2 separate regions of the Homo sapiens genome follow, and region 1 is linked to region 2. Evidence: read pairs that join two places in POLR2A ChIA-PET (ENCODE). Cell type or tissue: IMR-90. All regions are shown on one strand. Each heading gives the region's core, and the rest is flanking DNA. Links, peaks and the distances in the headings are about the cores only. Region 1 has its middle 38 kb from the start of BCL2A1. Region 2 overlaps ZFAND6 (zinc finger AN1-type containing 6).

Evidence for each region. Peaks named below come from ENCODE experiments on the same cell type or tissue, not always from the same donor. Only the 100,000 strongest peaks of a DNase experiment are listed, where the experiment ranks them.
Region 1: POLR2A ChIA-PET joins it to region 2 with 5 read pairs; 9 of 35 experiments call an interaction of 5 or more read pairs at or near these places.

What each region holds. Positions count from the first base shown.
Region 1 is chr15:80,001,777-80,016,833 of GRCh38, forward strand. No RefSeq gene overlaps it. Among named protein-coding and RNA genes, the nearest start is that of BCL2A1, 38 kb to the left of the region's middle. RefSeq lists enhancers at 1-603, 604-1,375, 1,139-2,338, 1,376-2,148, 8,489-8,548 and 2 more. In IMR-90, for the core only: no CTCF peak of the experiment used is centred there; a DNase peak (open chromatin) is centred at 9,395; H3K27ac peaks cover 818 bases.
Region 2 is chr15:80,067,248-80,085,041 of GRCh38, forward strand. All of the region lies in intron 1 of ZFAND6 (zinc finger AN1-type containing 6), which reads left to right. Among named protein-coding and RNA genes, the nearest start is that of ZFAND6, 16 kb to the left of the region's middle. In IMR-90, for the core only: no CTCF peak of the experiment used is centred there; no DNase peak of the experiment used is centred there; H3K4me3 peaks cover 261 bases.

The DNA of each region.
Region 1 (15,057 bases), core at 8,155-10,654, 66 kb before region 2:
GTTTGTGTATGTGTGTGTATACCTACAGAATAAGGAAAGAAAAATACAGAGCACACAGTAAATAAATGAGTAAAAGACATGAATAAGCACTTTGCAATAGAGGATACTAAATGGCCAATAAATATATGAAAACGTGCTCAATCTCAATAATCAACAGGGAAATACAAATAAAAACCATTTACGGGCTGGGCACGGTGGCTTACGCCTGTAATCTCAGCAGTTTGGAAGGCCCAGGCAGGTGGATCATTTGAGGTCGGGAGTTCGAGACCAGCCTGGCCAACATGATGAAACCCCGTCGTGGTAGTGGGCACCTGTAATCCCAGCTACTTGGGAGGGTGAGGCAGGAGAATTGCTTGAACCCAGGAGACAGAGGTTGCAGTGAACCGAGATCACGCCACTGCACTCCAGCCTGGGCAGGAGAGCAAAACTCTATCTCAAACAAACAAGCAAAACTATTTACACCCACCAAAATGACTAAAATTTAAAAGACCATGTTACCAAGTGTTGGGACAGATATAGAGTAGCTGCTTCTCTCGTATACGGCTGAAGTGTAAATTGGTACAATCACTACTTTGCTGTATTTATTAAAGTTGGTGATATGCACACTCTAAGATCAGAAATTCCATCTCAGGTTTGTACCTAGCAGAAATACATGCATGTATAGTGCAGGAGACATGCAAAAAAAATGCTGATAGCAGCATTACTCAGAAACATCAAAAACTAGAAATAATCCAAATTTTCAAAAGAAAAAAAAAAGCAGGAGCTGAATATGGTGGCGCATGCCTGTCATCCCAGCTACTTAGGAGGCTGAGGCAGGAGAACTGCTTGAGTCCAGGAGTTTGAGTCCACCCTGGGCAACATGGTGAGATCATGTCTCTTAAAAAAAAAAAAAAAAAAAAAAAAGACAGGAAAGTGGTTTCCTTAAAAGTCAGTGTTGGAAATAAGAGCTCGGAGTCGCAGGAAAAACAAGCACTCAAACAATAGGTTTCTCAGCAAAGCAAGTTTACTTCTACAGAAGGCTGCCGCTCATGCTTCTGGCCGCTGCGAGCACAACTAACAAAGGAGAGGAGTTTTTATCCCTAACATAGTCCCTATTCCTGTGTCCTTCCCCTATTGGCTAGGGTTGGACTGCACAACCTAAGCTAACCCCAGTTGGCTAAGACTTAAACTTTTCAGCCGGGCATGGTGGCTCACGCCTGTAATCCCAGCACTTTGGGAAGCCCAGGTGGGCGGATCACGAGGTCAGGAGATCAAGACCATCCTGGCCAACATGGTGAAACCCCGTCTCTACTAAAAATACAAAAAAATTAGCCGGGCGTGGTGGCCCGCGCCTGTGGTCCCAGATACTCGGGAGTCTGAGGCAGGAGAATTGCTTGAACCCCTGGAGACGGAGGCTGCAGTGAGCTGAGACTGCACCACTGCACTCCAGCCTGGCGACAGAGCGAGATTCCATCTCAAAAAAAAAAAACAAAAAAAGACATACTTTTCCAATTAGGGTAAACGTGCGATTCGCAAGGGAGGGTGGGGGATAGGAGTGGTCCCTCTGCTACAGCACAAGGCGTGTTCGGACATGTCTGGGCAAGTCCGGGCACAACAAGAGCGGGAGGGCTGCTCACAGGCTAGAAACAAGAAAGTACAAGGAGGTGAGGCTCCGAACCAAGGACAAGGACATTACACAATTAAACCCTTTGAAGACGAATTCACCATCTCTGGCAGTCAGAATGATAGAGGGAGACAATTGCAGATAGAACAAGGCCTTTGGGAGAACGGGGAGTTGAAGTGGAGGAGGTGATGCTGGAGTACTGGGAATGTTCTATTTCACGATGAGTGTGAATTACAGTTTATGGAACTGTGAGTTTATGTTTGATAACACTTCTCCAAGTAAGTGTTACATTTTGCAATATTAAAAAAAAAAAAGAAACTTTAAAATTAACAGGGAAGGCCGGGCGCAGTGGCTCAGGCCTGTAATCCTAGCACTTTGGGAGGCTGAGGCGGGTGGCTCACCTGGGGTCAGGAGTTTGAGACCAGCCTGACCAACACGATGAAACCCCGTCTTTACTAAAAACACAAAAAATTAGCCGGGCACGGTGGCAAGTGCCTATAATCCCAGCTACTCGGGAGGCTGAGGCAGAAGAATTGCTTGAACCTGGGAGGTGGTGGTTGCAGTGAGCCAAGATCCCGCCACTGTACTCCAGTCTGGGCAACAAGAGCGAAACTCCATTTCAAAACAAAAAAAATTACAGGTAAAAATCAGTAACATGTAGGACTTGACCAGATAGAGAAGGGAAGGAAGGTTTTTATAGACAGGGCAGAGAGCACGAGGGAGATACAGGGCCTGGGGCGTACCAAGCTAGTGGATTGGCGGAAGTATGGAAGGCTGTCTGAAGGTCCCACAACAAGGAAGCGTGCAGTGGGAGACAAAACCAGGACAATTCAAGGCCAGGCTATGAAGGACTGTGAATAGAACCACCACACATGACTGAAATTTGTGCCCTGCATCCAGGTACCAGCCAAGAGGGCAAAGGTATTCACCCTGGCATGTGCTGGGTCTGCTGGAGGAAGAGAAATTCTTTTCTAATTGCACAAAACTTCACCTCATGGAGAAGATAGTATCTCCTTATATGTTGTTTTTTCTGTAATTTGAATGTTTAAAAATATATATTTTTTATTTATATATGTATATACTATATATGTATATATAGTATATTATATATTCCGTTAATTTTAAAGTTTCTTTTTTTAATACGTATATAATATAGTATATATTATTATATATAATTATATAATATAGTATATATTATTATATATAATTATATATATTATAAAATATATTATATATAATTATATATTTATATATTATATAATATATAATATATTATATAATATATTTCTATATTTATATATTATATATTATATATTATATATTATATATAATTTTATATATTATATTTATAATTATATATATATAATATATATATATATAATATATATATAAAATATTATATATTATATAATATATAATATATATTATATTATATAATATATAATATATATTATATTATATAATATATAATATATATTATATATGTGCATATATTTTATATACTATATATTATATATTTTATATATAACATTATTATATACTATATAATATATTTTATATATAACAAATATATTATATAGTATATAATATATTATATATTTTATATATTATATAGTATATAATATGTTATATATTTTATATATTATATAGTATATAATATATTATATATTTTATATATTATATAGTATATAATATATTATATATTTTATATAGTATATAATATATTATATATTTTATAGTATATAATATACATTTTATAGTATATAATATATTATATATTTTATAGTATATAGTATATAATATATTATATATTATATTATATATTATATAGTATATAATATATTATATATTATATTATATATTATATAGTATATAATATATTATATATTATATTATATATTATATAGTATATAATATATTATATATTATATTATATATTATATAGTATATAATACATGGTATATTATATAGTATATAATACATGGTATATTATATAGTATATAATACATGGTATATTATATAGTATATAATACATGGTATATTATATAGTATATAATACATGGTATATTATATAGTATATAATACATGGTATATTATATAGTATATAATATAATATATGGTATATTATATAGTGTATAATATATGGTATATTATATAGTGTATAATATATGGTATATACCATATAGTATAATATATGGTATATACCATATAGTATAATATATGGTATATAACATATAGTACAATATATGGTATATAACATATAGTATATTATATAGTATAGTATATATGTGTATATATAAGGTATTTTATATAATATATAATATATTTTATATATTATATAATATATAACATAGGTTATATATAATATATTATATGTGTTATTCTATATATATATTATATAATAGAGAGAGAGAGAGAGAGAGAGAGAGAGAGAGAGGAAGGATGTGGGACTTTATCCTGGAGGCACTGCTGAATGATAATATGCATCAGGCCTCCTCCCAGCATCAGACTCAAGTCCCTGTAAGGCTTCTTCCCTACCCAGATTAGAGGGCTCTGGAAGAGGAGCCACTAGTAATTCTTCGTCTTCTTTGGCATACCCTCCAGCAGCCTCGGAGCACTCTGTGCCTGTGAGGTTGCTGAAACATTGCAGACTGACTGGCTCCGGGCTTCCATCCATCACCATTACTGGGGCTGGGCCAACACTGGCATTTTAAAGGATTCAGCAATTAAGGTCATTAGTGGAATAAGGTGATCTCACAGGTGGAGCAGGCCTCAGCTGCTTCAAAATACAAAAAGATCAGACTGTCTCCTGAGATTTTTCACAGGCAGGCTTTGTTGATTATGGTGTTGAAAGGGGCAGTAAAGTCTTAACACTGGGTGCCAAAGGCCTGTGGCAGTCCAGGTGGGTTGTTTCCTCAATTCCTCCTTACACTCCACACCCTTGCATCTCTTTTTTTTCTTTCTTTCTCTTTTTTTTTGAGATGGAGTCTCGCTCTATAGCCCAGGCTGGAGTGCAGTGGTGTGATCTCGGCTCACTGCAACCTCTGCCTCCTGGATTCAAGCAGTTCTCCTGCCCCAGCCTCCCGAGTAACTGGGACTACAAGCACGTACCAACACACCTGGCTAATTTTGTACTTTTAGTAGAGTCGGGGTTTCACCATGTTGTCCAGGCTGGTCTCAATCTCCTGACCTCAGGTGATCCACTTGCCTCAGTCTCCCAAAATGATGGGATTACAGGCGTGAGCCACGGCGCCTGGCCCATCCTGGCATCTCAATTCTTCACAGCAAAATTCTTGAATTGGCTGAATATCTTGGAAAACGTCCTCTCACCTTCATCAGTGAGTAAGAACACTAATATAAACAAACATCATTCAAATTAGCTAGAAGGTGAGCTAATGAGGACGAGTACTGGGCAGTAAGTGGGAAGTCCTATTGTGTTGACCATTTGTCCTGGAGCACAGCAGCACCTGTTGGGCTCCCTGCTGGCCTCCTTTCCTGTGCCTGTGGTTCTCTGACTCTCTTCTACAGACTCTGTAACTCCCATGTCCCAAGCTTCAAGACTGGGAGAATTAGGGAGCTCCAGAAGCTTTGAGGGGCTTCAGCAACAAGGCAGTCTGGCTGCTCGTCCCTGTGTCACAGAGACCTGAGTCTCTGTCCTGAAAACCCATCTGGCCCCTAGCCTTCTTAGAACCAGTGTACTCAGCCTGGGTCTCCAGCGAGTGCCAGCTCCGAACTTCCCATTCTTGTGTGCTCTTACTGATAAAGACTCCTGCCATTTCTTGCAGGGCAAAAGATAATATTCAGAATTTGTCTCTGCTTCCAGTCTTTATCATGATTCAATAAAAGCAAAAATGTGATAGTTACATAAGCTAAACAACAGACTTCAGCCGCATGGCTGATATCGTATTCTATCATGTTTTATGTCCAAACAAAAGTTTTTTTTTCTTGAGACAGGTTCTTGCTCTGTTGCCCAGGCTGGAGTTACAGTGGTACAATCATGGCCCACTGCAGCATTGGCCTCCTGGGCCCAAGCAATCCTCTGATCTCAGCCTCCCAAGTAGCTGGGACCACAGGCATGCACCATTGTGCCAGGCTTTTTTTTTTTTTTCTTCTGTAGAGACAGGGTCTCCCTGTGTTGACCAGGTTGATATCAAACTTCTAAGTTCAAGTGATCCTCCCACCTCCAACTCCCAAAGTGCTGGGATTACAGGCATGAGCTGCCACGCCTGCCCTCCCATCAAATTTTTTTGCCAATGCATTCCATCCCTGCTCTGCGAAGTCAGGATACTGGTGTGATGTGAGTGAATTTAGCTGAAATATTGAGAAAGACATGTTATGCATACAAGGATATGTGCGGCCTCGTCCATGCTACACTGCTGTTCTCAGAGGTAGTTCCCCTGGAACTGCCCCCACCATTTGCAAACATCCTCTTTGGTTTCCACAAGCCAAGCGTCCAAAGAGCACATCTAGCTGCAGATTCCTGACCCTTTCAACCTGCTTCATTTAGTTGGAGTTAATTGCTCCATGCTCAGTCAAGTCACAAGAAAAAAACCACAGGTGATTATTACTATAGTCCAAAAGCCGGCCTTTTCTAATTTGATGTATGGACACATTTTGTATGACATTTAGGAAAATGAGGCGTAAGTGGCTCCAAATGAAATTCGGTCATATATAATTACCACATAGCAAAAGGAATGTAATTCAAAACTATTAAATAAAAAAATTGTCCACATTTGAGAGTTAAAGATCTTCCACTAAGGATAAATCTTCTTTAAAAATATGGTTATTGTGGCCTAGGGGTCTCACTTACACCTCAACAAAGGTAAGTACAATGAAAAGTTCATTTTAACGTCACATTTTATCATGCCCTTGACTGCATTAATATTTCTAATAGCTCATCTCTCTCATTTGAACCCTTCAAGCCTTGGACCACTTGGGGGTTTTTGTTTTATTTACCTCATATCGTTGGAGAGAGTAGTATTTTAGTGATATATAATAATGTCTCAGGCCAGGCGCAGTGGCTCACACCTATAATCCCAGCACTTTGGGAGGCCAAGGTGGGCAGATCACCTGAGGTCAGGAGTTTGAGACCAGCCTAGACAACATGGTGAAACCCCATCTGTACTAAAAATGCAAAAAACATCAGCCTGGTGTGGTGGCACGCATCTGTAGTCCCAGGTACTCAGGAGGCTGAGGCAGGAGAATCGCTTGAACCGCGAGGTGGAGGTTGCAGTGAGCTGAGATCACGCCACTGCACTCCAGCCTGGGTGACAGAGTGAGACTCTGTCCTAAAATAATAATAAAAATGTCCCACTTCCCATTTTCTAGTCTCTCTCTGTTATTGTCAACCCTTTATCTGCAGATGCTTCGACACAGCTATTTTTTCTACAATGAAGAAGAAGCTAATACTATCCTGACATTCTGAAAAAAGAATAATCTCAAAATATACAAACTTTTCTCATAGCTTAAAAGATAACATGAAAAAAATATGTCTCTTCAAGTGACTTTTTGAAATATGTTCACTGGGTATCATATTTTCACATCTTTAACAGTACCTAGCCACCTAACCTACAGAAGTGGAAGCATGGGACCTTCCGACATTCTCTTGCTCCTTGCAGCCCTCAACCTACAAGGAGTGAGTAGTGGGATGGGGAACTTCTATAAAGGCCCCTCAGAACTGGGCACAAACAGGACCAAAGGACCAAAATGGTACTAAAAGGCTGGAGGTAGAGCCAGAGACAGGAGATGCAAACAGAGGTGCCATGTCCAGGATGCAGGAGAGTCCCAGCAGGCATGGAAATGGACTTCACAATGTGGGAGGTTAGACATAAAACCCCATGAGAACCTTCCTAGGGGGCAAGTCAAGAAGCAGAATCAGAGGCCTGTGATCTCCACACTCTGTTTCTTTCTTTTTTTTTTTTTTTTGAGACAGAGTCTGGCTCTGTCGCCAGGCTGGGGTGCAGTGGCGTGATCTCGGCTCACTGCAACCTCCACCTCCTGGTTCAAGCGATTCTCCTGCCTCAGCCTCCCAAGTAGCTGGGACTACAGGCACCCGCCACCACATCCAGCTAATTTTGGTATTTTTAGTAGAGATGAGGTTTCACCATGTTGGCCAGGATGGTCTCACACTCCTGACCTCAAATGATTCACCTGCCTTGGCCTCCGAAAGTGCTGAGATGACCTGGTGATTCACCTGCCTCAGCCTCCCAAAGTGCTGGGATTACAGGTGTGAGCCACTGTGCCTGGCCTCTTTTTTTTTTTTTTTTTTTGAGATGGAGTCTCGCTGTGTTGCCCGGGCTGGAGTACAGTGGCATGATTTCAGCTCACTGCAACCTCCACCTCCCAGGTTCAAGCAATTCTCCTGCCTCAACCGCCCAAAGAGCTGGGATTACAGGCATGCACCACCACACCTGGCTAATTTTTGTATTTTTAGTAGAGGCAGGGTTTCACCATGTCAGCCAGGCTGGTCTCAAAACTCCTGACCTCAAATGATTCACTCGCCTCGGCTTCCCAAAGTACTGAGATTACAGGCGTGAGCCACCATGCCCTGCCAGACACACCCTGTTTCTTTCTTTCTTTCTTTCTTTCTTTTTTTTGAGACAGAGTCTTGCTCTGTCACCCAGGCTGGAGTGCAGTGGCGCGATGTCAGCTCACTGAAACCTCTGTCTCCCGGGTTCAAGCAATTCTCTGCCTCAGCCTCCTGAGTAGCTGGGATTACAGGCACCTGCCACCACGCCTGGCTAATTTTTTGTATTTTTAGTAGAGACAGGGTTTCACCATCTTGGCCAGGCTTGTCCTGAACTCCTGACCTCGTGATCCACCCTCCTGGGCCCCCCAAAGCGCTGGGACTACTGGCGTGAGCCACCACACCCGGCCAGACACACCCTGTTTCTTGTATGAGTTCTGTATTTTTGTGTGCCACACAAGGTTGCTTTGCATTTGGTAGTACCAGAGGTTTAGGTTGGCACCCCCTCAGATGATGACTGAACAGCTCATTGGCACAGAAACCTGGGTGGTACTCTGGGAAGGATGCCAATGGACACTCAAACAATACTCCTGCTGATTTTTTTCAGCCTACTTGCCTGACACTTAACAGTCAGCAGCCCCACTTGACCAGTGTAATGGTTAAAAGCAAGGAGCCACTTTTATGGGTTTGAATCCTGACTCTGCCACTTAACAAGTTGCATGATCTTGGGCAGGTTACTTAATCACTCTGTTTCCCTATATGCAAAACGGGGATAATAATAGCACCTATTCCACAGTGGTGTGGAGATTGCATAAGTTAATACAAGCGAAGATCCTACAAGGCCTGAAACATAGTAAGCACTCAATAAATATAAATACTAGATATTATTGTTGTTTCCACTCTTTTGGAACCTTCCACCTAATTTTTCCTGCCTCCCCAGGATCCTCCAAATTCCTTACTCACATTTCTTTACCACTGTAGACCAAAAGTCCTTATTCTCTCATGTTACCTTACAGTAGCCCTCGAGTTCCTGACAGAAGAGCCTGATTACTTTACAAAAAAAGCCAACCCATCTCATAAACTATAAAACAAAAAAAGATAAATTGGTTTTATCAAACTTAAAGTATTCAAAGGATACTGTTAAGAAAACGACAAGATGAGTCACAGATTGTGAGAAAAAAATCAAAATCTGTATATCTGACAAAGAACTTGTGTTTAGAATATATAATGAACTCTTGTCCTCAGTAACAAAAGACAACTTTTAAACTCAACTTCTAAAAATGGGCAAAAGATATAAATAGGCATTTTGCAACAGATATATAAATGACTAACAAGCAACTGAACAGAGCTCAACATCATTAGTCAACATGGAAATGTAAATTAAAACCACATTGAGAGGCTGGGCACGGTGGCTCACGCCTGTAATGCTGACACTTTGGAAGACCAAGGTGGGCGGATCACTTGAGGCCAGGAGTTCGAAACCACCCTGGCCAACATGGTGAAACCCTGTCTCTACTAAAAATGCAAAAACAGGTAGCCAGGCGTGGTGGCGGGCACCTGTAATCCCAGCTACTCGGAAGGCTGAGGCAAGAGAATTGCTTGAACCCAGGAGGCAGAGGCTGCAGTGAGCAGAGATCACGCCATTGCACTCCAGCCTGGGCAACAAGAGCGAAACTCCATCTTAAAAAAAACAAAACAAAACACACACACACACGCACTGAGAGACTGCCTCTCAATACCCTCTAGACTGGCAAAAATAAAAAAGATTGATAATACCAAGTGTGACGAGGACATAGAAGAACTGGAACTCTCATACACTGCTGGTGGGTGTGTAAAATGGTACAATCACATTGGAAAATAGTTTGGCAGTTTCTTATAAAGTTAAACATAAACTTATCATACAACCACATAATTCCACTGTCAGTATTCTACTTAAGAGAAAAATATGTCTACCCAAGGAAGTCTAGTCAAATTTTCATAGCAAGTTTATTTATAATAGCCCAAAGCTATTATAAATATAATAGCCCATTCAAATGCCATTAACAGGAAAATGGATAAACAAAATGGTATATCCGTACGTGGAATACTAATCAACAATAAAAAAGAATGACTTACTAATACATGCAACAACATGAATAAATATTTTAAAATAATGTTAAAGTAAAAGAAGCCAGACACAAAAAAATTCCCTATCACATAATCCTGTTTACATGAATTTCCTGAATAGGCAAAACTAATCTTGTAATGGCAGAGAAAGCAAATGAGTGGTTTTCTGGGGCTGGGGTATGGGAATCGGCTGCACAGGGGCATGAGGGAACTTTTTGAGGTGGTGGAAATATTCTATATCTTGATTGTGCTGGCTGGCGGTTACACAGGGGGTTTACGCTTGTCAAAACTCATTGAGCTGAAAAAGAAAATCCCACATTAAATGGTACATTTAAAATGGGTGCATTTTATTATATGTAAATTTTTCCTCAGTAAAATAACTTTTTAAAAACAACCAGCCCATTTGTTTAGCAACAAAAAAATTAGTTCTGCATGCCCCGGGGTGGCAGGGAACAAGATAGCTAGAGGCCAGAGAGGGAGTCAGTTGACTCTTTCTTAAATAGACTTTACTTTTTAGTAGTTTAGGTTCTCAGCGAAATTGAACAGAAGGTACGGAATTTACCATTCACTTCCTGTTTTTATATCCTCACAGCCTTTCCCACTAACAACATCCCACTCCAGGATGATACATTTGTTACATTTGATGAACCTACATTGACACATTATTATCACCCAAAGTCTAAATTCACTTTTGGTGCTGAACATTCTATGAGTCTGGACAAATGTATAATAACATGCACCCATCATTATAATATTATACAGAATAGTTTCATTACCATAAAAATCCTCTGTGCTCTGCCTGTTCATCCCTCCCTACTCCCTAACCCCTGGCAAACACTGACCTCTTTACTGGCTCCATAGTTTTCCCTTTCTAGAATGTCATATAGTTGGAATGATACAGTCTGTGGCCTTTTCAGATTGGTTCCTTCCACTTAGTAATATTTAGCATCCCTTCTTATCTTTTTATGGCTTGATAAATCATTTATCTTTATTACTAAATAACGTCATTTTTTCTAGATGTATCACAGTTTATTTATCCATTCATCTATTAAAGGGCATCTTGATTGCTTCCAAGTTTTGGCAATTATTAATAAAGCTGCTACGAACATTCATGTGCAGGTTTTTGTGTGGACAAAGTTTTTAACCATTTGGGCAAATTAGGAGCATGATTGCCGAATCATATGATAAGTCTATGTTGTGCTGTGTAAGAAATTGCCAAGCTTGGCTGGGCATGGTGGCTCATGCCTGTAATCCCAGCACTTTTGGAGGTCGAGATGGGCAGATCACCTGAGGGCAGGAGTTCGACCTCACCTCACCAAAGAAGATATACAGGTGGCAAATAAATATATAAAAAGATGCTCACATCTGTCATAAGGGAATTACCAATTAAAACAACGAGATACCACTACACACCTATTAGAATGGCTCCAATCCAAAACACAGACAACACCAAATGCTGGCGAGAATATGGAGCATCAGGAGCTCTCACTCATTACTAATGGGAATACAAAATGGTACAGCCACTTTTGGAAGAGAGCTCAGCAACTTTTTTTTTTTCTTTTGAGACAGAGTTTCGCTCTTGTTGTCCAGGCTGGAGTGCAATGGCACAATTTCAGCTCACCGCCTCCGCCTCCCAGGTTCAAGCAATTCTCCCGCCCCAGCCTCCTGAGAAGCTGGGATTACAGGCATGCGCCACCACGCCTGGCTAATTTTGTATTTTTATTAGAGATGGGGTTTCAGCATGTTGGTCAGGCTAGTCTCGAACTCCTGACCTCAAACCCTCCACCAGCCTTGGCCTCCCAAAGTACTGGGATTACAGGCCTGAGCCACTACACCCAGCCTGCTTCCCCATTTTTTAACCAGTTTGTTTGTTCTTATGGTTGAGTTTTAAGAGTTCTTTTTTTTTTTTTGAGATGGAGTCTTGCTCTGTCGCCAGGCTGGAGTGTAATGACACGGTCTCATGGCAACCTCCGCCTCCCGGGTTCAAGCGATTCTCCAGTCCCAGCCTCCCAAGTAGCTGGGATTACAGGTGCCCACCGCCACGCCCAGCTAATTTTTTGTATTTTTAGTAGAGACAGGATTTCACCATGTTGGCAAGGCTGGTCTCAAACTTCTGACCTTGTGATCTGCCCACCTTGGCCTCCCAAAGTGCTGGGGTTACAGGTGTGAGCCACCACACTCAGCCTATTTTTTTTTTTTTTTTTTGAGACAGAGTCTTGCTCTGTCGCCCAGGCTGGAGTGCAGTGGCGCAATCTTGGCTCACTGCAACCTCCGCCTCCAGGGTTCATGCCATTCTCCTGCCTCAGCCTCCAGAGTAGCTGGGACTACAAGTGCCCGCCACCATGCCTAGCTAATTTTTTGTATTTTTAGTAGAGGTGGGGTTTAACTGTGTTGGCCAGGATGGTCTTGCTCTCCTGACCTGTGATCTGCCCGCCTCAGCCTCCTGAAGTGCTGGGATTATAGGCGTGAGCCACCGCACCCAGCCTTACGAGTTCTTTGTATATTTTGGATAACAACAGTTTATCAACTATGTCTTTTGCAAATATTTTCTTGCATCCTTGGCTTGTCTTCTCATTCTGTTAACAGGGTCTTTCACAGAACAGAACTTTTAAAATTTTAATGAATCCCAGCTTATCAATTATTTATTTCATGGGTTGTGCCTTTGGTGTTTTATGTAAAAAAGTCTTCACCATAACTAATACCCAATACCCAATGTCACACAGATTTTCTCTTGTTGTCTTCTAGGAGTTCTATGATTTTGCATTTTACATTTGGGCCTATAATCCATTTTGAGTTAATTTTTGTGAAACATGTAAGATCTTTGCCTAGATGTTTTTTCAAGTGTTTGGCCAGTTCTTCAGCGCAATTTGTTGAAAACAATATCTTTGCTTCATTGTATTGCTTTGTCGCTTTGTCAAAGGTCAGTTGACTGTATTTATTTGGCTCTATTTCTGGGCTCTATTCTGTTCCATTGACATATTTGTCTATTCTTTCACCAATACCATACTGTCTTGATTAGTGTAGCTTTAATAATTAGTCTTGAAGTTGGGTAATGTCAGTCTTCCAACTATGTTCTCCTCCTTCAATATTGTGTTGGCTATCCTGTCTCTTGCCTCTCCATATAAATTTTAGAATCAGTTTGGCAATATGCAGAAAATAACTTGCTGGGATATTGGTTGGGTGTACTTGGCCATTCTTGCTTTGGTGTAAAGGAATACCTCAGACTGAGTAATTTATGAAGAAAAGAGGTTTAATTGGCTCACAGTTCTGCAGGCTATAAAAGCATGGCACCAACATCTGCTTGGCTTCTGGTGAGGACTTCAGGAAGCTTACAATCATGGCATAAGGCGAAGTGGGAGCAGGCATGTAACATGACTAGAGTAACAGCAAGTGAGCCAGTGGGGGAGGGCCTAGATTTTTAAACAACCAGATCTTGAGCAAGAATTCAATTCTCACCAATGGGAAAGTGATAAAACATTCTTGAGACATCCGCCCCCACAATCCAATCACCTCCCAGGCCCCACCTCCAACACTGGGAATAGTATTTTAGCATGAGATTTAAAGGAGACAAACATCCAACTTATACCATTGGGATTGCATTGAAATTATAGATCAAGTTAGCAAGAACCAATATATTGACAATATCGGATCTTCCTATGAATGACTATGGAATATATCTCCATTTTATTTAGTTATTTGATTTCTTTCAGCAGAGTTTTATAGTTTTTCTCACATAAATCTTGTGCATATTTTGTTAGATTTACACTTATTTCATTTTTTGAGGTGCTAATGTAAATGATATTGTGTTTTTAATTTCAAATTCTAATAGTTCATTGCTGGTATATAGGAAAGTGATTGACTTTTTTGTATTAACCTTATATCCTGCAAAGCTGCTATAAGCACTTATTAGCTCCGGGGTTTTTTTTTTAATCTATTCTTTCGGATTTTCTTTTCTTTTTCTTTCTTTCTTTTTTTTTTAAATTGAGACAGAGTCTTACTCTGTCACCCAGGCTGGAGTGCAGTGGTGCAACCCCGGCTCACTGCAACCTCTGCCTCCTGGGTTCAAGTGATTCTTGTGCCTCAGCCTCCTGAGTAGCTGGGATTACAGGCATGCACCCCCATGCCTGGCTAATTCTCGTATTTTTAGAAAAGACGGGGTTTCTCCATGTTGGCCAGGCTGGTCTCGAACTCCTGGCCTCAAGTGATCTGCCTACCTTGGCCTCCCAAAGTGCTGGGATTACAGGTGTGAGCCACCACCCCGGCTCTTTTAGATTTTCTACGTAAACAATCATATCATCTGAGAGCAAAGACAGTTTAATATTCCTTCTTAATCAGTACATATTTTCTTTTCTGGTCTTATTACATTATTAGATCTTCCAGTATGACACTGAGAGGTGACAGTGTGCTGGCAGTCCTCACAGCCCTCGCTCGCTCTGGGCGCCTCCTCTGCCTGGGCTCCCACTTTGGCGGCACTTGAGGAGCGCTTCAGCCCGCCGCTGCACTGTGGGAGCCCCTTTCTGGGCTGGCCAAGGCCGGAGCCGGCTCCCTCAGCTTGTGAGGAGGTGTGGAAGGAGAGGCAGGGGGGGTACCGAGGCTGCGCGCTGTGCTTGCGGGCCAGCGTGAGTTCCGGGTGGGCGTGTGCTGGGCAGACCCCGCACTCCGAGCGGCCTGCGGGCCCCACTGGCCCTGGGCAGTGAGGGGCTTAGCACCTGGGCCAGCAGCTGCTGTGCTCAATTTCGCTCCCGGCCTTAGCTGCCTTCCGGCGGGGCAGGGTTTGGGACCTGTCGCCTGCCATGCCTGAGCCTGCCCGCCCTCCGTGGGCTCCTGTGCGGCCCGAGCCTCCCCGACGAGCGCCGCCCCCTGCTCCAGGGCACCCAGTCCC
Region 2 (17,794 bases), core at 8,415-10,914:
TTTTGTAATCCAAATCAGTCTCCTACAAATAGCATATATTATTTTACCTCTTGTTACTTTTCTTCATTATTTCTACTGTTTTCAGTTTTCTCTACTCAAGACCTTTGCATATGCTTTTGTTTTGCTTAGTTGTGATTTCCTTGAGGAATCCTTCCTTGATGCCACAAAATAGGTTAGGTCTTTCTCTTGGCTTCATGGGCTCATTTTATATTGGGCTTTTCTTTCATAAACATTTGTAACAACTCCAGTTCATTAAGTTTGTGTGAATTGTTTTAGCATCTATTTCTTCTTCCAGAACCATAGTCTGGTAGCTACCATCCACTTGTGGCTATTTAAATAAATTTAAATTTAATTTAATATTAAAAATTCAGTTCCTCATTTGTATTAGTCACATTCTAGGTGCTCACTCAGTGGCCTTATGTGGCTAGTGGCGATTGTGTTGGACAGCAGAGAGACAGTCTTCTGCAATAATAGATACTTATCTTAATTTATAGTCCTGTGGCTAATGGCTACCATATTTTATTTAAATAGTCACATCTGACTATTGAGATATGGCAAGTCTGAACTGATGTATTAAGTTTGAAATAGGAACTTGATTTCTAGTACCAAACAATGAAAATATCTCAATTTTTAAAATATTACATATTGAAGTAGTGATATTTTACATGTATTGTGTTAAAATATACTATTACTGTTAATTTTATTTCTTAATTAAAAAAATTTTTTTTTCTTGAGACGGAATCTTACTCTGTTGCCCAGGCTGGAGTGCAGTGGCACAATCTCGGCTCACTGCAACCTCTGCCTCCTGGGTTCAAGTGATTCTCCTGCCTCTGCTTCCCAAGTAGCTGGGACTACAGGCGAGCACCACCGCGCCTGGCCTGTTTTTTTTTTTTTTGTTTGTTTGTTTGTTTGTTTTTGAGACATGGTGTTGCCTTTGTCGCCCAGGATGGAGTGCAGTGATGTGATGTTGGCTCACTGTAGTCTCAACCTCCCTGGCTCAAGGGATCCTCCCACCTCAGCCTCCTAAGTAGCTGGGACTACAGGCGCGCCACCATGCCTGTATAATTTTTAAAAATTTTTAAAATTTTTTGTAGAGATGGGGTTTCACTGTGTTGCCCAGGCTGGTCTTGAACTTTTTTTTTGAGATGGAGTCTCGCTCTGTTGCCCAGGCTGGAGTACAGTGGCACGATCTCGGCTAACTGCAGCCTCCAGCCCCCGGGTTCAAGTGATTCTCCTGCCTCAGCCTCCGGAGTAGCTGGGATTACAGGCGAGTGCCACCACGCCTGGCTAATTTTTGTATTTTAAGTAGAGACTGGGTTTCGCCATATTGGCCAGGCTGGTCTCGAACACCTGACCTCAGGTGATCCGCCCACTGTGGCCTCCCAAAGTGCTGGGATTATAGGCGTGAGCTACCGCGCTCAGCCGGTCTTGAACTTTAGAGCTCAAGTAATCTGTCTGCCTTGGCCTCTGAAAGTCTTGGGATTACAGGCGTGAGCCACCGTGCCCAGCCAATTTTTAAATTTCAATGTGACTACTAGGAAATAGAAAACCACATGTGGCTCTCATTATGTTTCTGTGAGACAGCACTGGTCTGACTCGACCATAAGTTTGTACAGTGGTAGGGACTATATCCATTTTATTTACTGTGGTATCTTCAGCGCATAACAGACGTTCAAAAGATTTGGTGAATGAATAAACTAACTCTGTTAACTTTTGAATGTTATTGCATAGTTTACAGAGAATGTTACCTATTCAGCTTTTGCTTTTCAGAATTGTTTTCTTTGTGACTGATTAAAATGGTTGAGAAAAGCTCTTTCAGTAACTATATAAAGAATGAGTCTTCGTCTTTTATGTAATATTTTATTTATTTTTTTCTGGTTTAGGCCTCCAAGGAGAGAGAGAATTTAAAGTTGGCCAGTCTATTTTCTCTTAGTTTTTCTATGTCTAGCACTTTTTCTTAGATGATCTATGATATGTTGTTTGGCACATGAAAATTTATGACTTAAAATCTTAATAGTTGAGTATTATAAATGCCTTCTCTTTTATTTTTGTCTCACTATTGTGATCCCTGTTTCTTTTTATTTTGCATTAATCAGTGACCTTGTTTATCCCTTGAGACCTAAAACAAAGCAATGTACTGTTTTTTTGTAGAAAGATACCTTATCCTATCGGCTTGGTTTATGCTTGCTTATTTGTATGTTTCCTTAATGTTTCCTTTGTGTTCAGTGTTTGACCTCATATGCCATTCATTCAAACTCCCCAACTCCTCATACACACCTTGTAATCTTTTCCCTAAGGAGTCAGGAGAGATACACCAGGAATTGCAGGCTCAAATATATCTTACTTTTGCCAGGGAAATATTTTTTTTATTTTTTGTTATTTATTTATTTATTTATTTATTTAGAGACAGAGTCTTACTCTATAGCCCAGGCTGGAGTGCAATGTCTGCTGCCCGGGTTCAAGCAATCCTCCTGCCTCAGTCTCCCAAGTAGCTGGGATTACAGGCACCTGCCACTGCACGAGGCTAATTTTTGTAGTTCTAGTAGAGACGGGGTTTCACCATCTTGGCCAGGCTGGTCTTGAACTCCTGACCTTGTGATCCACCTGCCTCTGCCTCCGAAAGTGCTGGGATTTACAGGCGTGAGCCACCACACCTGGCCATATTTTTTTATTTTTTATTCCCCATTGAGGTGTTTTTCAGAGTTTATCCTTAGTGATCCCAGTTATGTTTTGCTAATGTCAGGGTGGTCTTTTTATCAACTACTACAATAAACCACCAGTCGTGCCAGAGAAAATGCCCAGGATTAATTTCTTTTGTAGGAAGAGCAGTTTGAACTATATGGAATCCTTCAAAATTCTAAGAAAGTGTTTGCCCTGTTCTGTATATATTCTGCCAAAAGTTGTTCCTAATAGTCTAGATATTGATTCTTTATGTAAGTAGGGTCTTTTTAATCAAAAGTGAAGTGGGACCAAATTGTTCAGTGGCTTGTTCTCTTCTAAATTGTTTTTAGCTGATAAGATTTGGGAAACTTTCTGGGCTTCCACAAATAATATACAATACATCTTTGAATACTTGATGCTTAAAAAGTGTTGTTACTGCATGCAATCAGGGAGCTCCAGAGCTTTTTGCAGGCTCCTTGTTCCTGAGAAGCAATATTGTTTTCATATTATCTCGGTTATACATTTTATGGTTGTGACATTGCTTTCTTTTTGTTTTTGCTGTTGTTTTCTGCTGCTGCTGATTTAGAAATGAAATAAGCTAACTCTTAATTTTAACCTGTTTGCTACCTAAAATGGTAATCATCTTGATGTTCTTTCAAGCAGGTCCCAGAGATCTTAAAATGATCCGGAATCACTGAGTCCACAGTTCTCTTTTCTCTTGGTTATGTATAGATGGAGAGTGGTCTTGGTGTTATATTAGTGTATGATTCGTATTTGTTTCATAATTAACTTCGAAGTGAAAAATTGATGCGAGAGCAAAGGTTTATTTGGTTTCCATAACTATTTACTAATTTTATGCTTGCCAGATTTTAAGATTAAACTGTTTGCCATCTCTTTTTTTTTTCTTCCCGTAAAACCTTTGGCCATCTACAGTCACTTTTCCTCAAATCTTATGCTGTAATTCAAACTGTATATTCTTTTTGCTGATTGCTTCTGTACCTCCTCTGCTTCCAGTGTTCTTTTGCAAGAGTGTCCACACAGTGGGAAGAAAACCTGAACTTGACTCATGAAGTGCTGGGCATTCAAAACAGTGAATCCTTGCAAAGGATCTTGGGAGTAGACCCCTGTGAATTGGCTCTTTCAATTTGTCCACTTAAAGGGCATAATAGATTATGCAGCTGTTTGGGCTTCAGCAGGGTATTGCTCCATATTCATGCCTAGTTGCAATTATGTGAATTTTCAGTTTGTTACAAAGACTTCCCTTTGTATTCAAAACAATTTTGTTGGCTTTGTGTTCTAATATTTGAGTTTTCTCTGAGGAAAAATAGTTGCAAGATTTTGAACTTTGAAAACTTCAAATTAAAATGTTTAAAGGTTTTGTCACTTTTTATTTTCTGATGCAAACCATACATTGAAAGCATATTTTAAGAAGAAGTCACTCTAATAAGCTTTAATTTCGAGTTTATGAATCACAGGATTTTTGGTAGAGGTAAAAACTATACTTACACCGTAAATTAGACATTAAATGCCATTTAATCAGTCAGATAATGATTAATGTTAGAGTAATGTTTGATGGGCCAAGCTGCTAAAACATAAGCAGTTCTAATTAAAATATATAAACTTATCACGTAAAAATAGCAAACTTAGTAATGTATAAAGTGACAGTAGGTCTTTTTTGCTTAAAAATCAGAGTTCCTGTGTAGTGTCTCTTTATGATCTCTGTAGTAAAAATATTATTTAACGTAGCTTAGTGAGAAGTTTAAGAGGAGTATACCTTTTACTTTAGGGTGCCCATGCCACTTTGAAGTTATGGAGTGCAAAGTAGTTTCCACACATTAAAAAAAAAAAAAAGATGAAAAAGACTTAAACTTTTCTAAATTTTATACCTGAACATGTCATTAGAACATGTGCCTTTTGCTTTTAGATATCTGTTTGCCAATGGTTAAGCATTAACCTTGGCAAAATACTCACATGTCAGATCTGTTAAATGTAATAGTATTTCTGCCCAGTATTTTCTTCAGTTTTAAGTAGAAATATCAACCTTTGATGTCACTGAAATTTCTACTCTGTTGTGATACTGAGAACATAAATGTCAGTGAGTTTGATAGCTTAGAAGTGAATCTTTTGCATTCAGTATTTTAGTGCTGTATATTTTCACTTAAGTTATAGTTTTCTCTTTAAGTCTTAGAAAAAAACATTGGTTTGTTCCTCTTAGCAACATATTGTAATGGATTTTCTGTTGCCGTTTTACAATTTTCAGGTAAAATGTGAACTCTATTAAAAATAATCTGTCTTTAAAGCATAACTTCACCTTCATTGCTCCATAAAAATAAATGATTTAGATTAAAAGCATTGTATTTTAAACAATTGGTCACAGCTGCTTCTGTGAGATTTTCATTTTTGTTACTTAGTTTATTTTTCACCTAGACAAGGGTAAGCAAACAGTATATGATGGGAAAACTGAAACCTTATGTACTGTTTCTTTAAGAAACCAGCTTATCCAGGAGGTTTTAGTGTGTCTAACCTAACCTGCTAGCAAGGAAAAGTTCTTTAAAATAATGGATATTAGCCGTATCCAATCACAATTATCAGTTTCACTAACAGGGAGGAGATTTTACTCTTCAGCCACTAGAATTGGAGAAGGTGGAGCTTGGTATTCAGGTTTGGTTGCTTTGGAGTACAGCTTCAAGTGAAGTTAATCTGAGGTGAAGCAAACAGAAAATTGTGGAGGTTTTGTTGGTAGGATTTTTGTTCTAATCTTTTTATGATCCTTTATTTTATAATTTTGCTCCTTTATGATTCTGTGTGTGCTAGGTTTTGTCACTGTTTTTATTTTCTGATGCAAACTGAACACTAAAATTAAGCAGGGAAGCAGAACAAAAGGGCTCTTTGGACAGGAAATAGGTGTTCAGAGAATCAAACTTGACTTTCTCCTATCATTATTTTTAGTTCAGAATATGAGTGTCATTAAAACATCTTAGACTCAAAATCATCTCCAATAACAGGATTTTTTTTTGAATTGGTTGTTTGAACAGTCAGTTGTCAGTTTTTATAAATGACATCTTGAGGAGGTTCATTTGATATGTCATTTTCCTTAAACTTAAAATGTTAAGTTGCTGAAAGATAAATGTGATAGGCTTAAATACGTCTTTTTTAGTAAATTGAAATGCCAACTGTTTAATTTTTTTAACCCCAGCACAGCACCCCTTTTAATTTCAGTATATTTTAATTTAACAATATGTTGACATTTTTAATATGCTTATAATTTTTAATATGCTCATAATTAAAAAGGCCATTGATGAACAAAGTGAAACTGCTTTCTTCTTACTTCATTCAAACTCTTCATTTCTTTCAAAGGTGGAGATAAGTAATTAACATTTCGAAACAGGAAATGAAAGGATTTATATTTTTAAAAGCTATAGGTAGGCTACTACAACTTTTTTTTAAAGTATCTGATTCTATTTACATTTCTTATTTATGACGTAATTGTAGTGTATTTCAGTACAAGAATATTTTTTAGAGACTGTTTTCTTTATATTGTTGCTCTTTGTTCTCATAGAAATTAAGGTATAAATTGCAATAATCATTGCAATAATCAGACCAAAAGCCAGCTAAGCATTTTCAGCCATTGTATTTGCTATGCTACTTGTTCCGGATCATGCAAAGGTTTTTAAATTAATGCTTTTCTGCTATATCTGTTGTTTAAACAATAGTGTAATAATAATGAAATCAAGAAAAGTTACCTATCTACCCACCAGCAGATCATTGTTTGGTCATCTCATTTTTTTCCTGTTCCCTTCTCTGTCTTATATTCTTGCAGTTTTCCAATAATTATGAATCTGTGCAGTTTTATGTTTTCACTTAACTATCTGTTGAAATTGTTTTCATTTCAGTAACTATGTAATTCTCTTAAATTGATGTGACCTGAATTAACCTAGTTTTTTGAATTGTCTACTTTTAGGTTCTAATTTTTCGTCATTTTTAATAGTATTGCGTTGAACACACCTGTGTGTAGCTGTAAAATATTTTCCTTTTTAAAAAAGATTTCTTTTGGAAAAATCCTGGAGTGGCTTTACCTAGATCAAAGGATAATGAACACTTCACTGGCCAAATTGTTTTTCTAAAAAGTTATACCAGTTTATATCGACACCAGCAGAATATGCTTCAAAGTTTTTCTGATGTGTAGCCCCTTAAATGTTCTGTTAAAGTGTGCCTATGGAGCTCTCTGACTTGTTGATTAGTTTTTGCCTAAAAGCCTATTTTCAACACCACTTTCCAAGATGTAGATGGATATAAAGCAATTTTTCTGGATATTAAAATCAGCTGAGGGAAATTGGAAACACTTTTACCCACTTAACTGAGCAATTGTATCTATGCTAGATATTTTATATACTTAGTGTATGTGTTGCTATTAGTAAGTATGGGGCTTAATGTTTTACACTGGCTTTGTTATTCAGGCTGGCTTTTCTTTTTCTTCTGGTAAGCACATACCAGAAGAAATATTTTCTTTCAAGAAAATATATCAGAAACATTTTTAGGAGGAGACTGGAGTAGTGCCAGTTAACATTAGGAGACTGGAGTAGTGCCAGTTAACTTTACCTGTCTCAAAAACATGTATGAATAACCTTTGTCATTATTTGTGCGTTTCTTAATTTTGAGTTTTTAAAAATACACTTTGGAAACAGATAACTTTTATGAATAATTACAGGCTTTGAAATGGTATATCAGCATCTTTCCAGTATTTTATAGGTTTCAGTTAAAGGTAAGAACTTAACTTTACACACATATAGTGGTGCTAGACATATGTTGTTTCTGTTTGTCTTTAAGAGCATGCTTTGTTGGCATTGACCACAAATTATGTATACTTTTACTAGCTTGTCTGTTAAATGAAATAGGCATAACTGGCTTATAAACTAGTTGAGTAACGTTCTAGAATAAACTTAAGTTGTGTTAAAATCAAAGACAATTCTAAGACAATCATATTTTTTCTTACAAATGGGGAGTAATGATAAGCCATAGGCTGGGCTATAACTCATTGATGGAACCAGTAGTTGAGCATGTATGGTATGGAGTTAGTCTAGCTCATTTTGCAATTTAAATAATTTAACTTACTTTGTGTCAACTTTTATTTCAATTAACTGATAATTTAGTATCTCTGACTTTCAGAGCTGATGCTGGTATGTTTGTCATTGTGTTTGTTTCAGAGGGAAGTTTTTTTTGTTAATGTCTACTTTTATTGTTTGATTTTTTTTCAGATACTTTGGTGTTGAACATTTGGGATAGAAGAGAGAAATTTAAAATTAAAAATTTTCCATATTTCTATCACAAATATTGGTAATTTGACAACATGTAATTTGATTGTCGTCTTAATAAAATTTAATGTTATTGCTACCAAATAGAGATAAAGGTAATTGTAAATACTGTAGTGAAAGTTTAGCTGTTGATTACATTTTGCTGGGTACCCCAAGGTAAAGAAGTGATTTTTTTTAGTGGTTTCTGTAACTGTAATTCTGCAGTACTACTGATCTTACATTGACAGATTTAGGGAGTATCTTTTTGGTTTCCTAGGGAGAGTGGAAAGTAGTTTTCTACAAGGAGAAGAAAACTTTTAAATTGACCTAGGTATTTGGGTCAAGATATGAAAAGTGATGGTTGCGTTTTATTTCAAAAATAATGTATTCAAAGTCTCTGTTGTTAGATGCCATTCAAGAGGAACATAGTGATTTTTTTCCCTCCAAATAATATGAGGAAAAAACTTAATGGGCAGTAAGTTGATAAAACTTGAAAGAACCTAGAGCCATTTTTGTTTAAACCTATTAATGCTAATTTTTGAACTGATGTGTCTATGAACTTGTTTGACTAAATTTGGTTTTCTGTGTTTGTATGCCATCGGAGAAAATGAACTCGAAACAGTTTTGTCGTTAGTAGTGCTTTGGTAGAAGAGAGCAGATCCATCTATCCCTGTTTATACCTTTTTTCCCCTTCGCAATATAAATACCCTGTGTCATCTGCTACCAATAGATTTTTGTAAGTACTAGATTTCTCAGCAACATTTAGTGCCATTGACTACTTTTCCTGCTTGAAACTCTTCTCATTATTTTCATGATACTGTCTGTGCTTTCCTCATTAGTGATCTCTGTGTCTTTTGCAAATGTTTCTCCTTTACAACCATTAAGTAATAGAAGTTCGTAGCATTTTGTTCTTAACTCTTCTCTAGACTTCCCTTTTGATAATCTCCAGTCCCATATCTTTAATTAGCATACTATACATATTAATGGTTCCAACGTCTGAATCTAAAATCCAAAACTTTTTTTGTACCTGAGACCCATATTTATCCAGCTCACCAAAAGTCACAGCAAATGGGTGATACTGCCACCCAAGCCAGAATCTGATTGTCATTCTGATTCTTCTTCATCACCAGTTAGCCACAATTAGCCTATAAATTTTAAATTCAGTGTCTCTAGAATCAATCTTTTTTTTTTTCCTTCACGTGTTAGCATAAGGCCACACGGTATGATTTCTTAGATGACTAAACACCCCCCTAATTGATCTTCATTTCCATTTTAGGCTCTGTATAATACATTCTTTACTGTGCGGTCATATCTGTTTTTCTCTGCTTCATATTCGTTAGTGAATACTAGCTAGAGTGAAGAATAACACCAGCTGATTCTGTGCTAAACATTCTCTCAGATGGTCCCCACGCTAAGTACTGTTAGTCTTTTCGAACCAGTAAGTCAATTTAGAAAGGCTAGCTAATTTGTCTAAGGTCTCCTTGGCTGGTAAGTGACTAGCATACTTTAAAACTGAGGTTTGTCAGACTGGAAGTCCTTTCCTTTACACACTGAGCTGTGTGCTTTCCTGAGCTTACTTCTCTATTCCTTTTTTCCCTCACATCATTCCACTTCACTCTTTAACCACCAGCTATTTGTAATTCCTTCTTCTAAGGCATAGTGAAAACTTGCTGCCTGTCTAAAAATGCTTTAAGGGAAACAAACATTAAAAAAAAAAAGTATTTCTGACAGTTTTTTGGAACACTTTGATAAAGGATATTAAACATTTTAGCATCCCCAGGATACAAGAAGATAAAAGAATGAGGCACAGGCAAAGTAAAGGTAGTTTTCCTTATGCACATAGTTTTGAGTTTCATAGCTGTTGAATTCCTCACGTTTAATAAAAGCTTGAGACCAAGCTGTGTAGTGGGAAGATTAGGCAAAGTGCAAAAGCACTTTAAGCTATTTGAAATGCTAACAACTCCTTAAATAACTGTTGGCTTGGACCTTGTGCTCATTCTGCATCCGGGTGTATAAAGCACCTGCCTGTGAACAAAAGTCAAATAACTTACTGAGTAACTTATACATAGGGTAGAGAGGCTACATAGATTATTTTGCATCAAATATTCTATCATCAAAAAAGTTAAATAATGCAGACAACATTACTTACAAATAAAATTGACGTGAACAGAAAAATAGTTGATTTGGAATCATTTTCATTTAAAATATTTTCTCTTTGTCCTCTGTGCCATTCCCCCTCTAACATATTTTAAAGCAAAAGGACCTCTATTGGACCAAAAAAAGAAAAAGTAGCCTTTTTATTCATAGCTTTGAAAGCAACTTGGTGGTAAAGGAAAAAGGTCAAATTGATGAAACTTTTGAAATACAGGTAAATATTACCAATGTTTGTTTCTTTGAAGGGATCAAATTATTAACTATAGTTGGGAATTAAAGGTAATTATAAGCATAGTAAAAATCCATGAATTACCCATTGTAAGAATAGGAGTGAGTTTTCTTTCTTTTTTTTTTTTTTTTTTTGGAGACAGAGTCTCGCTCTGTCACCCAGGCTGGAGCACAGTGGCGTGATCTCAGTTCACTGCAACCTCCACCTCCCTGGTTCAAGCGATTCTCCTGTCTCAGCCTCCCAAGGAGCTGGGACTACAGGTGTCTGCCACCACGCCCGGCTAATTTTTGTATTTTTAGTAGAGATGGGGTTTCACCATATTGGCCAGGCTGGTCTCGAACTCCTGACCCTTGTGATCCACCCGCCTCGGCCTCCCAAAGTGCTGGGATTACAGGTGTGAGCCACCGCGCCCGGCTTTCAAAACTTTTAATGTGGCATTATTTACTATCCATAATAGTCTTTTGCTATATTTTATTTTTTCAACTTTTATTTTAGGTTCAGGGGTACATGTGTAGGTTTGTTACATGGGTAAATTGCATGTCACTGTGGTTTGATGTACAAACAATCCCGTCACTCAGTGACCATAGTACCTGATAGGTGTTAATAGTTTTTCAACACTCGCCTCTCCCCAGCCCTTTCCTCTAATTGTCTCCAGTGTTTATTGTTCTCATCTTTATGTCCTTGTGTACTCAGTGCTTAGTTCCCATTTATAAGTGACAACGTGGTATTTGGTTTTCTGTCCTGCATTAATTCACTTAGGATAATGGCCTCCAGCCCCATCCATGTTGCTACAAAGAACATGATTTTGTTCTTTTTTATGGCTGCACAGTATCCCATAATGTATATGTACCACATTTTCTTTATGTAGTCCACTGTTGATGGGCACCTAGGTTAATTCTATGTCTTTGCTCTTGTGAATAGTGCTGTGATGAACATAAACGAGTGCATGTGTCTTTTTGGTAAAATGATTTATTTTCTTTTGAGTATATACCCAGTAATGGGATTGCTGGGTCTAATGGTAGTTGTGTTTTAAGTTCTTTGGGAAATCTCCAAATTGTTTTCCACAGTGGCTGGACTAATTGACATTAACACCAACAGTGTATAAGCATTCCATTTTCTGGGAAACTTCACCAACATCTGTCATTTTTTTGACTTTTTAATAATAGCCATTCTGACTGGCTTGAGATGATATTTTGATTTTGATTTGCATTTCTCTAATGATTAGTGATGGTAATGTTGAGCATTTTTTCATGTATTTGTTGGCTGTATTTATGTCTTCTTTTTTTTTTCATTTGCTCAATTATTTTATTTTATTATTATTATACTTTAAGTTTTAGGGTACATGTGCACAGTGTGCGGGTTAGTTACATATGTATACATGTGCCATGCTGGTGTGCTGCACCCATTAATTTGTCATTTAGCATTAGGTATATCTCCTAATGCTATCCCTCCCCCCTCCCGCCACCCCACAACAGTCCCCAGAGTGTGTCTTCTTTTGAGAAGTATGTGTTCTTTTGCTCGTTTTTTAATGGGATTATTTGTTTCTTGCTTGTTGAATTCTGGATATTAGACCTTTGTCAGAGGTGCAGTTTGTGAGTATTTTCTCCTATTCTGTAGATTATCTGTTTACTCTGTTCTTTCTTTCCTTTTTTTTTGGAGACGGAGTCTCGCTCTGTCGCCCAGGCTGGAGTGCAGTGGCGCGATCTCGGCTCACTGCAAGCTCCGCCTCCTGGGTTCACGCCATTCTCCTGCCTCAGCCTCCCAAGTAGCTGGGACCACAGGCACCCGCCACCACGCTTGGCTAATTTTTTGGATTTTTAGTAGAGACGGGGTTTCACCGTGTTAGCCAGGATGGTCTCGATCTCCTGACCTCATGATCCGCCCACCTCGGCCTCCCAAAGTGCTGGGATTACAGGCGTGAGCCACCGCACCCGGCCTACTCTGTTCTTTCTTTTGCTGTTCTTTTGGTATACATTAAATAATAAAAATGTAAAATAATGACAATAGATTTTGAATGTTATAATAGATTTATGTGATATATAATTTGAAAAGAATGTTTTCCTTAGCTTTTTTTTTTTTTTTTTTGAAATGGAGTCTCGCTGTGTCGCCCAGGCTGGAGTGCAGTGGCGCAAACTTGGCTCACTGCAAGCTCTGCCTCCCAGGTTCATGCCATCCTCCTGCCTTAGCCTCCCCGAGTAGCTGGGACTACAGGCGCCCGCCACCACGCCCAGCTAGCTAATTTTTTGTATTTTTAGTAGAGTCGGGGTTTCACCGTAGCCAGGATGGTCTCGATCTCCTGACCTTGTGATCCACCTGCCTCGGCCTCCCAAAATGCTGGATTACAGGCATGAGCCACCACGCCTGGCCCTTAGCTTTGAGAAACAGAATACACAACCGTTTTTCTGTTTTTTTTCCCTTTCTTTTTTTTTTCTTTGAGATAGAGTCTTGCTCACCCACCCAGGCTGGAGTGCAGTGGTGCAATCTCCAGTCACTGCAACCACCATCTCCAGGGTTCAAGCAGTTCTCCCGTCTCAGCCTCCGAGTAGCTGGGATTACAGGCACCCACCATCATGACCAGCTAATTTTTGTATTTTAGTAGCTACGGGGTTTCACCATGTTGGCCAGGCTGGTCTTGAATTCCTGACCTCGGGTGATCCACCCACTTCGGCCTCCCAAAGGGCTAGGGTTACAGGCATGAGCCACTGCACCCGGCCTACACAACCAGTTTTCTTAAATTTTGTAGATAATTGTTTAAAATTATATATACAGTAGTTGCCCCTTATTCATGGGAGATATGTTTGAAGACCCACTGTGGATAGTACCAAACCTATATTTGCTGTGTTTTGTCCTATACATAAATACCTATGACATAGTTTTATAAATTAGACATAGTAAGACATTAACAATAATAGAATAATTATACTGTAATAAAAGTTATGTGATATCATCTCCCTCCCTCTTTCTCTCAAAATATCTTAGTATCTTCAGGCTGTGGTTGATCTCAGGTAACTGAAACAGCCGACAATGAAATCTTGGATGTGTTAGGTCATTCTTGCATTACTATACAGAAATACGTGAGACTGAGTATAAAAAGAGGTTTAATTGGCTCATGGTTCTTCAGGCTGTGCAGGAGACATGGCACCAGAGATCTGCTCAGCTTGTGATCATGCCTCAGGAAGCTTACAATCACTGCGGAAGCAAAGAGGGAGCTGGTGCATCACATGACAAAAGCCAGGAGCTAAAGAGAGTGGGGTGCGGAGAGGTACCACACACTTTTAAGCAGCCAGATCTTGTGAAAACTATCTCAAGGACAGCACCAAGGGGATGGTGTTAAGCTATTCATGAGAACTCCTCCATCCCCATCATCCAGTCACCTCCCATCAGGCCCCACCTCCGATACTGGGGATTACAGTTCACCATGAGATTTGAGTGGGGACAAATACACAAACTTTATCAGTTGATAAGGGTGGACTACTGTAAGGTTATCTTTTCTCTGAATGAATACTAAGTCTCAGTAGCTGTAGGAATTTAAAAAATACATTTACTTTTTGTAGAAAAAATTTATTCTTTGCAGACTTTCAAATGAAAACCTACACTGAAAAGGTGACATTGATTGCCTAAAATAATTGTTTCAGTAACAAATTTTTATTGAGTTGTGTGCATACAGCCTAGTCAGATAGTCAGACTAGTTACACAGTCAGATGAGCTTGTAAAGTACTGTAAAATGGTCCTTTTCTGGAGGAAACTCACATACTGTTTGATAAAAGTAGGGGATATGAGTATTTCCTATCTGATAAGTCAGTGTTAAAGACTTTAGACAAATTTAATGGAATTTAATTGAGCAAAAAGCGATTCAAGAACCAAGCAGCTCCCAGAACCAGAACAGTTCAGGAGGACTGCAGAGTACCGTATTGTCAAATAACATATTGTCAGATAACATTTATGGTCAAGAAAAGGGAAGTGACATGCATACAGCAAAGGGAAGTGAGGTACAGTAACAGCTAGATTAGTTACAGCTCAGCCTTTGCCTCATCTGAACACAATTTGAACAGTTGGCCACCTATGATTGGCTGAAACTCAGCTACTGTGATTGGCTGAGACTTGGCTACTTATTACAAGAGTAGGTTACAGTCTGCTTACATATCAAGTTAACTTTATAGTGCACTATGTAGAGAGAAACTTTGGGCCAAACCTAAAATATGGATGGAGGCAGCCTCGGGCCAGACTTAATTTAGTTTAATGTCAGGATCATATATTACTGAGTGCAAACTTGTGTTTGTTATAGATGATTGCTGTAGAAGTTCAAGTGGGAAGAAAGATAAGCCAAGATAATAAGAAAATTAGAAAAAGTAAAATCTGAGACATTCCTTGAAGATTTGTTAGATAGGTTTGAGACTGGATGTACACTAAAAGCTTTATTTACCCGGAAAGAGGCAATCCTGGAATGGCAAAATGGAGGGAGTAATAGATTCTGGATATGCCAACCAAAATTTTGCTGGTTTAGCAGGTGCCATTTAATTTCTCATTTTTCCAGTAAGCCCAGGTGGGGAAGAGGTATGGAGTATACATAGGATATGGGAATGGTGTGACTGTGAGCAGTGGTGAATTATGAAGGCTTCTATGCAAATAAGTGGTAAAAACAGGGTTTGGAATATTAATTTAATTGCAACTCATATTGGACACTATCAGACACATTAACTTTAAGTTCTCACAATATCATGAGATGGGTATTATTGTTGTGCCTATTTCGCAGATGATAATGCTAAGTTTATAGAGAGATAGGAAAAATTGACAAAGGTTAAACAGGTTTATAGACAGATAGGACAAATTGACAAAGGTTATGTGGCAGAGCCTAGATTGAAATTGGGAAGGCTGATACCAGAGCATGATCTTGCTATTCAGGTTTACTTAGAGAGGGAAGGTTTACTTAGGGAGAGGAATTCAAGGCAGGGAGACTACCAGTTGTTGTTTTTGAAGTTCTGTGGTAATGTGAGTAATTTTACTAATGTTCCTAAACCTTTGGGTTTGGTATCTCAATATCACTGTCAAGTGACTTTCTGGGAAAGGTAGGAAAGATTGACAGATGGATATAGCAGGGATTATTCATTCTTATTTTAGTGAGTGTCAAAGGATGGAAACTGGTAAGAGTTCCAGATATTTAAGGAGTTTATTATGAGGATTGGACCATGCTTCCCTCCTTGTTTTGCTGAGTTTATATCTTCTGGTTCTTTGATTTCCTATGAACTAAAAATCAGAATTCCATCTTAGAAATTTATTATTCAATTGAACTGCCCTCACCTCCCTTAATTTTCTTTTATAAAGTTTTCTCTGAGGTGGATATGGGATAGAAAAAATGATGGTGGACTGAGCACCTACTATGTATCCTATACATATATACATATGTTATTTTATTTATTTATTTATTTTGAAATGGAGTCTCACTCTGTCGCCCAGGCTGGAGTGCAGTGGCGCGATCTTGGCTCACTGCAAGCTCCGCCTCCTGGGTTCACGCCATTCTCCTGCCTCAGCCTCCCGAGTAGCTGGGACTACAGGCACCTGCCACCACGCCTGGCTAATTTTTGTATTTTTTAGTAGAGACGGGGTTTCACCGTGTTAGCTGGGATGGTCTCAATCTCCTGACCTCGTGATCCGCCCGCTTCGGCCTCCCAAAGTGCTGGGATTACAAGCATGAGCCACCGCACCTGGCCTATACATACGTTATTTTAAACCTCCCAGCCCTGTGAATTGGTGGTGGTATTATCCATAATAATAAATTCTGCACAGGTTTCTTAAGCAACTACTGGGTGCTATGCTAAGAACTTATGATATGTTGGGGAAACATGCAGAGAATTTATATTAAATGATAATGAGGGAGAAAAGAGACCAGATTATCATTGGAGCAGAGTCAGAGAAGACTGTAAAGTGGCTGTGCTAAGACTTAGAAAATAAATAAAAGTTAACCAGAGTGAGTGAAAGGGATGTTAGGTAAGCCTTGTAACTTTAGAGAAAAGCGTGTTCATGGAGATGATTAAGCATGGAAGTTAGGCTGGGCACAGTGGCTCATGCCTGTAATCCCAGCACTTCAGGAAGCCAATGTCAGGAGTTTGAGACTAGCCTGGCCAACGTGGTGAAACCGTGTATCTACTAAAAATATAAAAATCAGCTGGGCATGGTGGTGAGCATCTGTAATCCCAGCTACTCAGGAGGCTGAGGAGGTTGCGGTGAGCTCAGATCATGCCATTGCACTCCAGCCTGGGCAACAGAGCGAAATTCCTTCTCAAAAGCATGGAAGTTGAGAGCTTTAGGGCCCAGGAGGAAAAATGGCAGGAGAATGAGGCTTCATAGACAAGATGAGCTAAACCTATTCTCTTAGTGATGGAAAACCTTTGAATTACTGATTTGGGGCGTGGTCTGATCACCCTGAGAGGATTTAAATATCCTCTTAGGCAGTAAAGTGGCATGGGTTCAAGATTGTGCAGCTAAGAAGAAACAGCTCAGATCTGAATCCAGGCCTTGTCTCAGTATTATAGCACTCTGCTTCTTATGAAGTCTGTTTAAGCCTAGATCAGGGTTAGGCATGATTACAGCACACACATAGTTGCTGCAAATCAGTTCAGAGAGGCAAGAGATTAAGTGAGATTTACGAAGTGTAGGTCGATCATCCCAAATTCGAAATTTGAAATACTCCAAGATTGGAAATTTTCTGAGTGCAGACACGATGCTGAAAGAAAATGTTCATTGGAGCATTTCAGATTTTGGATTTTCAGATTAGGGATGCTCAACTGTTAAGTATATAATGCAAATATTCCAAAATACAAAAAAATTTGAAATCTGAAACTCTTCTGGTCCCAGACATTTTGGAAAAAGGATATACTTCCTAATAACTGAGGCCTAACTGGCCAAGAAGTGGGAGGGAGGAGGGCCTAAACCAGATGTAATGGCATAAAAGGGTTAGATGAGGAGTATTGATTTAATTACTAATTTACGTGGGGGCAGTGTGTCAGAAATGACCAAGGCGTTAAGCCGGGTTGGCAGAGAGATGATAGTTTCCTTGAAAACAATACTAAGTTAGGCAAAGCTATTTCTTGGAGCAAGTTCCTGAGCTATGTTGAATTTTGAGATTTAGGATTTTCTCTTCAAGTCATTGAAGGTTTTTGCTTTTACTAACCTGCAGATTTGACTCTGTATTAGACTCTGAGGATACAGAGATAAATAATACATGCTGTCCCAGCATCTGAGGACCAGGTGAGTGTCATCCTGCATCATCAAGCCTCAGAATGTCTCCTAAGCTGCAGTCTGAACCTAATTAAGAATTTTTAAGTCGGTTAATCCTGCCATGCCCCCTTGGTTCCTATACCAAATACAGTTCACTACTCATTCCTTTTGCTCTAGAGCTCTATTCTGTAATGAACAAGATACTTAACTCCTCACAGAATCTTTGTTTCCTGCCCTAACTGAA